Regions from separate parts of the Homo sapiens genome. Here region 1 is linked to region 2. The links are chromatin loops, found by intact Hi-C in ENCODE. Cell type or tissue: heart left ventricle. All regions are shown on one strand. Each heading gives the region's core, and the rest is flanking DNA. Links, peaks and the distances in the headings are about the cores only. Region 1 holds the start of RXFP2 (relaxin family peptide receptor 2). Region 2 has its middle 200 kb from the start of RXFP2.

Region 1 (5,392 bases), core at 153-5,152, 200 kb before region 2:
TTTTAGAGAGGTTTACTCTTAGAGACAGATACTGTTTTTTAGATCTGCCTGTGGCTTTGGAGTTCCCAGTTTAATTATGTTCACGCAAGATAGTTACTAATAATTACTTGAATTTTATGGGCATATTTCAACAGGTTGAAATTCCACAAAACACAATTTTAGTTTATTAATTTGTCACACTTTTCAGAACAAATGCCAAAAATGTTTTCTATGTTTTAATTGATATAGTCAACATTGTTTTTTGACATATTTTATCTACAGCTTTAATAACATACAAAGGCTTGTTTCCATGAAAAATTTGTTGCATCTAAAAATTACTAGGCTGTGTGGGACTACAAGCAATGAAAGATAATGACAAATACCAGGCAAATTTGATGTCTGTTTTTTTTTTAAACACCCCAATATATTTATTACAACTGCCATAGAACTACATAGAAATGTATTTTTTGGGAATTGCACTCATTTAAAACGAGAAAGTAGCAACCTTACCTTTGACATTGATCAGAACGATGAAATGAAGTAGAAAGAACATTGTAATCAATCTGAGGCTGAAGAGATGTTTAAAAACCAGAAAAACAATCATAGGTTTACAGCAATTGAGTTATTAGACGTATCCTCTTATACCTCAGCAGGAGTTCTGATGTAGTAAGTTCAGTGCCTCCCATGTTCTGAGCATGCTCACAGCTAGAACCTCACTGGCATGAAGGGAGATGGATTCTTGTCACTATGCAGCCTGTCTTTTTTGTTCTTTCTTTTTTGTTTCTTTTAGTTTAAATCTACAGTTGTGTTCTTGATCACTAATTCATTATGGTGTGTAAAAGAAGGTATAATAGGACTTTGGTATTATCTGATAAGAAATATTTTTTAATCACTTAAAAATTTTTTTCCTCCAAAGCATGTACAATTTGCTCTGTTTAAATCCAAACATCGAAGTTCTCAAATATGAAGGATATAGGCTTACACTGAATAGGCTATGAAACCCTTTACAATTATATTTTCATGCAATAAACAAATGTAAAAAACTACTTATTGACAGATACACAAAGAACACCCACTTCTATTCAAATGTACCTAAATGTTTTCAAATGACATATGAAAAGATAATTTAAATATATGGCATTGTGTTAAATAATTACTGTAAAACATTCATACAATATTTTCACTTCACATACTTCCCGCATAATCATATTCCTTTTTCTTGAAGTGAATAATTTTATTCTTGCTTCCAGCTCTGTATTGCACACCTATTAGAAAACACTAATTATAATTTAGTTCTTACATCCTGAAAGCAGCTTTCTCAACAGCATAGTTAGTACAAGTTAAAAGTATAAAAATTGACTTTTGGTTGTAGGATTCTGTTGATCCTAGTGTAATCATTAAGACTTCTCCAAAAAGATGTAGAATTTCCATGTCTGAGTTTATATTTTACTAACAGGGAAATATCTATCTAGAATACAGTTTGTAGTTCTGATTTGAAGAGAAGATTTTGTGACTGAACGATGCAGATTCTCTTATATGTTGTCGTTAACTGTGTCCTAACAACACTGAAAAAAACTACCTTGTGGTGACTATTATCGTCACAAATCATAAAACACGGGGTTTTCCTTGTTCTTTCTTTCATTCTAGCCTTTGAGAGAACAAGGATTCAAACAGAATGTACAATAAAAAATACTTTATTTATCACATAATGTATTTAGTTCTTTTCTCTTTTTAAGAAGTGAGTTAAGTTCTCTAAGACACCTCCCAGACATATTTATATGTGGTCTCATCTGATCTTTCAAATCAAAAGAAAAAGCAACAGAGAGAATAAAGATGAAAAGAAATACTTCAGGATCTTTTCTTACATTTCAAGCATCTTTTTTTCCCTCACTAACCTCAAGGTCTTTTTAGGTAAAAATTGCCTTATTTCACTTAAAGGAATGATTAGTTTTTCTTACGTTTTGTGTTTTGCTGTCGAGATGATGGATGCTAGTTTCTGGTACTGAAATTTTGAGCATGAGTTTTTAAGTGCAATTAAATACCATCATAAGTCTATTTGAAGTATAAATATATTTTCTATGAAAATGTAATTTTTGGAGAAATAAGAAATGTCAAGATGTCAAAGAAATTAGTTAAGATTTATTCATGATATCGAGCCCTAGCAATAGATTTACATTGCCAAAAAGTTGAATCGTTATTCCTTTCTGTTAGGCTTTTCAATGTTAATCTTTGAAATGTATTAACACAAACTTTCAGAAATCAATAATTATAAATAATAGGAACATCTTTGGCTCACTGGTTTTTAAAGGTAGAGCATGCAAGCTTTGAAATACCATTTCATTTAATATGTTTTAACTTTGACTTATCTGGTGTGAATATCCAGCCTTTTGCACCGAAACTGAAATGATTGACATGTACACAGGGATATAATGTATGTGTTTAAATAAGAGTGAATGAATGTAGTCTATTCTTAAAGCCACAGTTGGTAAGGAGGTTCCAAGGAGTGCTTCATGCAGAGCTGAGATGAAAGACTTGTGCAAACTGATTCTCACTCGATAGTAACTTCGAATCTGCGCAAGTGTTTTTTATTGATCCTTGCCTGAATCAGCTCATCCCTTCATTCCAGTCACCTGTTGGTAGGACCCATACTTTTAGCAGTAATACTATAAAACCTCATGTGAATATATTATTTACTATATAGCACAATTCAATATAATTCTGGCTAATTGAAGGGAATTTATTTACTGAAAGTACTAATTACCTAGTTCTATGTGATGGGGGGAGGGCACAGACATTTTCTTAGCTTCTACTGTAATTTTTGTGTACATCTTGGAAACCATTGTTAAATATAAAATTCTTAAATCAAGAACATAATTTACTTAAAAATGGTCAGAAACCCTAATTTTAACACATTTTCATAACTGTGTGATTGTTTTTTATATAGGCTATAATTCATTACCTTGCCAAATTAATGTTTTCAATTAAGATATTTACTAAACACTTACTCTACTTAATGAGAGTATAGCCTTGTAAACATTTCTCACTTCTATAGCCTTTTCACTTTATATAGCCTCTTATTCACAAAACCTGATCCATTAGCAGTTAGTATCACTTTCTGTTTTGGGGAAAACAAGACATAGTGATATTCAAAGAACAAATTATATGAATAGATAATATCTGTCCTCAAAAAGATAAATTATAGAATAATAAACATCAGAATCCCAAGCTCATGATAGCAGGCCAATAATGTCAATGCTCACTTGAATAGCCTCCTTATCATAAATCAAGTTATAGTAAAATCTGAGGAATTCAGCCATACTAGCTAAGTATTTGTGATTATAGCTATATATTAGCCTTTATGTGTGAGTTTATAGCATTGTCATTATTCAGTAAGATTTATTTGCACCCTGTGGGCACAGCAAACCTAACAATCACATGATCTCATCAGCATAGTCAACACAGTGTGTCCATCAGTTGAGCAAACTAGTTCTGGCACAGGGTCCATTTTGATCAAGAAAGTCTAAATGAAGGTTTCTTTTTTTTTCTTTTTTTAGACAGGGTCTTGTGCAGTGGTGCTATCGTTGCTCACTGCAGCCTCAACCTCCCAGGCCCAAACAATCCTTCTACCTCAGCCTCCTGAGTAGCTGAGATCACAGGTGTATGTGACCACATCCACTAATTTTTTATTTTCATTTTTTGTAGACGTGGGGTCTCCCTATGTTGCCCAGTCTGGTCTTGAACTCCTGGGCTCAAGCAGTCCTCCCACCTCAGCCTCCCAAAGTGTTGGGATTATAAACATAAGCCGCCATGCCTGGGCTTAAGTGTTCTAACTTTGATGTTCTAAATTTTAAATAATTTAAGTCATGCTCCATTTGTCTGGGAATTTCAACTCTTGGCAAGCTCAATTATTAGGAGCATAGCCACGAACCCAGAGTAAAAAATAACCCTGAGACATCCACTACTGGCAGTATGGTAGATTAGATACACTGAAAAGACTTCTTACTTGAAAATACTGTAACAGCTCCTGCATAAAAAAATTTTGTTGCATTTCTGCAGTCTTCAAAATGAGGGGAATCGAGTCTAAAGGGAAAATACATGACAAAAATAAGAACCAAATGCTGAAATGGCAATGGAGCAGAGTGAACAAATGTAAAAGGCAAGATTCGTTTGCAAAAAATGCAGATATCAGCACTACAACTTTTAGGCCTTGAGTCAGTGTCCAAATCTGAGAGCTAAGCCAAAGCTTCCACGAAGGATCAGGCTAAAGACATGAAAGGCGGTGTCCTGTAGCACCATTGCAAAAGAAATGCACACTGTATAAGAAAAATATTCTTAATTGAAACCCCTAGATTTTATCCAGGTTAAAATCAACTAAATATTAGCTCATTATCAAAGATCAACCGAGGACATATGGGTAAAAGTTGACAGAAACAAAGCAATAAATTTAGAACCCCATGTACTTCAAATATCGAAATGATCAGTTATGGAATGTAAAATATTTAAAGACTGCAATCACAAGAATAATTAAGGAATAAGAAACTATCAAAAAGCAACAAAGAGAATTTTCAGAAATGAAAAATATGTTCCTAAAATTTTAAAACTCAGTGGATAGGGTAAAGAGCTGTCAAAACATAGTTGAGAAAATAAGTTGTAAATGGAAGTAAGGGAGTGAAGAAACTTCCCAGAAGGCAGCATAGATAAACAGGGAATGAAAAAAAAAATGAAAGAAGAGACTAGGAGGAAAGCAGGAAAAATTTCAACATACAGCTAATTATAGTCCCCATAGGAGAAACTAGTGAGAAAGAAGAGGAGATAATATCTCAGGAGATAATTATTGAGAATTTTCTAGAACTGATAAAATACAAGAATTTATAGATATAGCAAGGACAACATCTACTAGGCAGGGCAAATAAAATGAATCCATATTTAGACATTCAGTTTTGAAATTGTATAATATAAAAGAAACCAGAGGGAAAAGACAGACCACCTACAAAGGGAAAATTAGAATGTTAGTAGACTTGCCAACAACAGCAATGGAAGCCAGAAGAAGTGTAGTAATGCTCACAGTTCTGAGAAAAAATTACTGACAACTAAAGATTGTGCACCCAACAAAACGATCTTTTAACAGGAGTGTAAAATAAAGTCATGCACAAGATATATGAATACTAAGAAGTTAGGTAAGAACCAAAATGAAAAATGCAGACCAAAAGTTTGATAGCATTTCAGGGAAGGGAACAATCTGAGTTGTGAAGGTCATTAGGTGAAACCTCAGCTCTGTCCATCTTGATTGATGGATTGAGAGATTAGGAAATAGTGTCAGCTATTCTCCCGGTGGTATCAAGGCACACACGCCAAAGTAAGTCTAAAGGGTAGAAGGAAGTAAAACAGATTCTTGCTTCTGTGTGAAACTGAG
Region 2 (5,392 bases), core at 69-5,068:
GAAGATCAAGTCTAAAATGTAAGTGATTCTCTATATCACAGGGAGGCTAACTCCCCCCGTGTCTGTCTCCTCTGGTGTCTCCAGCAGTAGCTGTGTTACTCTGTGGCTCCAGTTCTCAGTAACAGGCCTGCTGTGGTCCCACCTTCTGCCAAAGACCTTGAACTCGGGTCTCTGGTCATACCCCCTCCTCTCTTTGTCCTTCTGGCCAGGGGTGGTGGTGACTTGCTGCTATTGCTAATCTCCGGATGGTATCTCTGTGTCATAGTTTAGCTTTTCAGCTCTTTCATTACTTATGCACAAAATTCCTTGTATTAAATTATCTTTGTTTTAAATACCCAATGTGGTTTCTTTATTTCTGGCTTGGTTTGACCTTCACTGATATAGACTCCCTTCTCTTATTAATCTATCTGTAATCTCTCTAGAAAATAGCACCCCCTGTAGTAAGTATGGCTACCATCTAAACAAGGAAGATTTCCAAATCTGTGTCTTCAGTCCTGATGTCTCTTCTGAGAGTTGGTGCCTTTTCCACAGACGTAACTTAGATGTTGTGACAGTAAATATCAGCTACATTGAGCTGAGGAAATAAATGATCCCAAATTCCAGCAGCTTATGGTAAAAAATAGGTTTATGCCTTGCTTACACTACATACTCATCTCAAATCAGTTGAGACTCTACGTTGTTTTTCGTCTGAGACCGAGATTGTATGGAAAACATCTGGCTCTTAAGCCTTGTGCCTGGAAGGTCCACATGGTCACTCCTGCATTCATCAGGCAGAGAGGGGATCCAGGAGGAAGAAACCAGAATATTCGATACACTACACAGTTAACAAGCCCTCAAATGCAGCATGCCCACACAGAATTGCATCATCTTACCCCCCAATACGTTCCCCCACCTGTGCTCCGATTCATATAATGTCACCATCATCCAGAGTTACCTAAGATAGAAACCTAGGTGTTATCCCTGGTCTCATTCTTTCCTAATTTTCCCTCAATGCTTTCCCCCAATAAGTCACCAAGTTTCATTGAGTCCATCATGTAAGTACTTCTTAACACATTCCCATTTCCATTATTCATATTCAGATGACTGTCATCTCCAGAATGTCTCCAATCTTGTTTTCAGTTGATTCTCTATAGAATGTCCAATGTAGAATCAAAGAGGATCCTCTTTAAATCTTTACTGACCTTGGTTATAGATTAGTGAGTTATGACAGTATTTAGCATGAGGACTTGCAAAGAAAGAGAAAGTAACCCTGTGGGGATATATACGTGAAGCATTATTAATACTGCCTTCAAATTGCTCTTCTAGGAATGACAAGGAAGAAGAGGTTATGGAATGTTTACATTCCTGTGGCCATGAAAACACAATAAGTTGGAAGCATTGTTGGCAGCCAGCCAAGTGGGGCTGAGTTCTAAAGATTACAAATGTACAGCATCTTCTCCTGGTTATCACTTTATAAAGCGTCTGTGTTTACTAGTATTTAAGGTGATAAAAAATAGACCTTCCAAGGTATATAACTGCTGAGTTATAGGGTTGAATAGTCCAACCACTTACGCTATAACATTTGTTATAGAAGATTATATTTTTCCACTTAAGTTATAAAAAGACAGGAACCAATTTCTCCTATAATTAATTTCAACCTATAAATGCTGAGTGAGTTATTGGTTTAGCTAAAGCATTTTTGACTACTCAATCTGTCTCTGTCTGCATATGGATATCACTATTAGAGAGATTATAGCTAGTCTAGGCAGCTCTAATTGGGCAAAATACCCGGCTTCATTTCTTCCACATCAGAGAGATGTTTCTAAAGCACAGGACCATGATCATATCATACACACAGATGTGTAATAATTCACAGAATCAAAGGAAGAGCTCAACACCGGTCTATAGGATGGCTAGAAGTCAGGAAAGTCCTGAGAATCTGGGAGAGTATCTGCAGGGGACTGCCCTCTGGAGGACACATATCAAACAGCTTCCACTTTCGGAAACATCCCAAAACTTCAGGAAAGAGGAAGCAATTATTCTATAGAGAAAAACTGATAAGGAGGAAGGCCAGGCAAAATTCTAGTTATAAACAACCTTGTGAGGTATTCTTATTTGCTAATGACAAAAATGATGCTTTGAGAATTTAAATAATTTGTTCAGCTGGTAGTTATCAGAGACAGCCCTTAGTCAAGTCTATTTGACTCCAAAATCCATGCTCATAACCAGCATGCAACCATGGCCACTTACTCACCCTTGAGCCCTCAGTGACTGGTAAAGTATTAACACTAGGCAGGCATTCCATAAATATTCATTTCATTGAATGAAAACATGAATAAAAATGAATAAAGATAATAATAAATGGTCAAAAGTGGTCTAAGCTCCTAGCTGAAGCTTAGACTATGTGGCGATTTATGCAGGAACATGAGGGTGGAGGTATAGGATGAACCTACACTTCTATTCAGATATGATTTTTCCTAAGTAGGCTATTCTATTCTATGTTCTACCACCCCACTCCAGCCAATAATGCATCTCCTTTTCCCTGTGGCTCATTTAATCGCCTTTCTGATGGAAGCCTTCCTATATAGTTTCTGCCCTCATAGATCTTACTCTCATGTGAGCCCCAAAAAAAGTTGCATATTAACAACATTAATTACATTGATAGTATTGACTGGCATAGCTTGCTCATTGCTTAGTGTCTAATACATATTAAACAAAGCTTCTCCCCAACCAGATTAGCATCAGCTATGCAAGGACAGATAAAGGGTACTCCCAATCAGTCCCAGGGAATATACAACAAATTAAAGATGCTCCATGAATAATTATTTCTTGATTAATTGTTGAAGTATTGCCTCACAAATCAATAGCTTGTATCCTGAAATAGCAAAACCGAGCTCCCTGGCTGTAGAGCAGGGAGACCATAATTTAAAGGTTGTAAACTCAGGATGTGACCCTGCCACTGATTCACTGACCTGAAGCTGGACACATCCACACTGAGCTTGAATTCTGCCCTGTGTGCTATGCTGTCAGCAGGATGGGCAGTAAGATTTCATAAAACCAATGCTTAGAAAGACAATTAGAGAATCAGAGCAAGCCACTGCTTCAGAGCATCCTGCCTAATTTACTAAAAATGAAGACCATTCTTGACCTGGTCACTTCTTCCATGCTAAGCTGTGTGAAAACCATAAAATGCTTTTAAAATTAATCTCTCTGATGCAGTTTGTCTCCAGCAACATCCAAAATCTTATTTCTTTTTCCGTGGTTTTCTGAGTTTCTTTCAAGGAATTTGTGTGTGTGCGTATGTGTGTGTGTTTGTGTGTGTGTGAATGAGACTTAAGATATTTTTTGTGTGTCAGATGTTTTCTCTGGTGGATTTTTAAAAGTTCTCTGAGCAATGTTATACAGGTATCGACATTCTTCCAAATAAGTTACACAATGTTTTCAGTAAATACTTGGAGGGGAGAGGCACTAAAGATTAACAGCAATAAACACAGCAAAATTCAGGTGTCTCAAATTTCCTTTCTTGAGAACAGATATCCTGGAGCTGACAAAATGAAATTGAAGCTCACAGAAGGAATCAGGGAGTACATCAAAACACACACACACACACACACACACACACACACACACACATACACACACACACAGATTTACTCTTACTAACCAAAATATGCATAGCTCTCCTTACACCCTAAAAACCATTTGCAGGACAGTGAGTGGGGAGACGTTTCTGGGCACCTGACTCAAGGCAGTAATTAAAAATCATCATCTGTTTCCTTTCTTCACCCAGTCCGTGGTGTTTAGGTGAAGTTTTCAGCTGTTGATAGATTAGATTTCCTAGAATAGCAGGATGAGTGATTTTCAAGATCTAAGAGAGGTTAGAATGTAGCTCTTGCTGAAATCGCCCATGTGAAGAACAACATTGAACAGCATATCAGGCAAAATGCAACTTTGAGGAAATCTGCCCATAACTGTGAAACATCAAACCCCTTTGAAGTGTCAAAAGCATCTTCGTACATTAAGTCCTGGAGGTAAAAACCTCCAGAGCACAGGCTTTTTCTTTTCAGAAGACCCTAGAGATGAAACTTTGAAGGTTTTGGGGCCCTATGAGTTTAACTGTCAATTCTTCTGTTCCATTTTCTTTTTTCTGCCTTTTTAAAGAAAAGGCCCCTGCTGCGAGATGTTATAAAAAGCTGCAATTTCCACTTTTGATTAGTTTTCATATTCTTGAAGCCACAAGGCAAATGCAGGGCAGGTGGAAATGACTTTTAATTCCCTTTTTCATGTAGAAGGTAACGAAGCAAAAGACACAGGGGTGGCTTCATCAGGCACCTGGGGACCCCAAAAAGACATGAGGAGTTGCCCACAAAAGCTGCCAACAGCTCCTTTTTTATTAATTCTACAGGACAAAACAAGATAGCACAAAACATAGGGATGCTTTTAGGGAATCACTTATTGCAGGGGTAGAAGAGACAGAGATGATAAAGAAAGCCAAGGGCCTCAAGGCAAAACATTAATACATTTTTTTAAGGCATCACAAAACTTCTATTACGAAGACCAGAGCCAAAGCAATCTTCTGAATTTTATGAATTTTACATCAGTATACCAATTGCATTTCTGAAGATGAAAATAAGCAATATTCCATGATATAAAATTATCAAATTAACACATTATCATGTAAACATATTGAGTCTACAAAGCCATTTGTTCTGATTCTGTAGCAATTGGTGCCAAAAATTATGTCCCAGAAATTTCAGACAATAATTCCAAGAAGGTTAAAACTACAACACACAGCTTTTCAGAGAGCAAATGAATGCATTTCTCAGAATTATTCTTGTATCTATTATCATAATCACCTCCAAGGAATTTTGATGTTGTTTCAGATATGCACAGTAAAGGGCATGGTCCTGCAGAGGTTTTCTTGGTGAGCTTACAAATACAGGTTCTTAGGCTGAGAGGAGCCCTGAGGTTCTACTCATGTCACTCATGAGGAAATGAATCAGTAAACTCCATTTGGGCCACGTTTCCTTGTGAAGTTCCTCCTCCATGGAGGAAAGGGTGTCATCATCAGTTTCATTAGTTACTAATCTTGGATAAGTAATTATCCCCTGCACACCAATTTCTCTATCTATAAAATTAAGATAATAATAGCTACACTGGATTTTAAGAGGGTCATATGAGATAATGTGGGTCAAAGTATAATCCACCCAACACTGGATGTGAAAGGATTATGGGTTAAAAATTCTGAATTTCCGCCAGAAGGAAGATGAGTAGGGAAAATAGCCCATATTTGTGCTCTGGCCCAGTGGTGGATCCACCCTAGCATAGATTAAAAAGGAAAATCATTCTCCTACCAAAAGAAACATAAGGAGGAAGGCTCTCCAACCAAGGTGAATGTAGACACAATTCACAG

What was found. Hi-C counts contacts between places; a loop is a spot of excess contacts. Peaks named below come from ENCODE experiments on the same cell type or tissue, not always from the same donor. Only the 100,000 strongest peaks of a DNase experiment are listed, where the experiment ranks them.
Region 1: a loop joins it to region 2, with 5 times the contacts of the local background. A loop is called at or near these places in 45 of 110 quality-filtered maps.

What each region holds. Positions count from the first base shown.
Region 1 is chr13:31,734,804-31,740,195 of GRCh38, reverse strand. RXFP2 (relaxin family peptide receptor 2) reads right to left here and starts at 670. Exons shown (of 18, transcript NM_130806.5): 1 at 490-670. The coding sequence starts at 583. In heart left ventricle, for the core only: no CTCF peak of the experiment used is centred there; no DNase peak of the experiment used is centred there.
Region 2 is chr13:31,534,811-31,540,202 of GRCh38, reverse strand. No RefSeq gene overlaps it. Among named protein-coding and RNA genes, the nearest start is that of RXFP2, 200 kb to the left of the region's middle. In heart left ventricle, for the core only: a CTCF peak has its summit at 1,961 (motif pointing left); no DNase peak of the experiment used is centred there; H3K27me3 peaks cover 281 bases.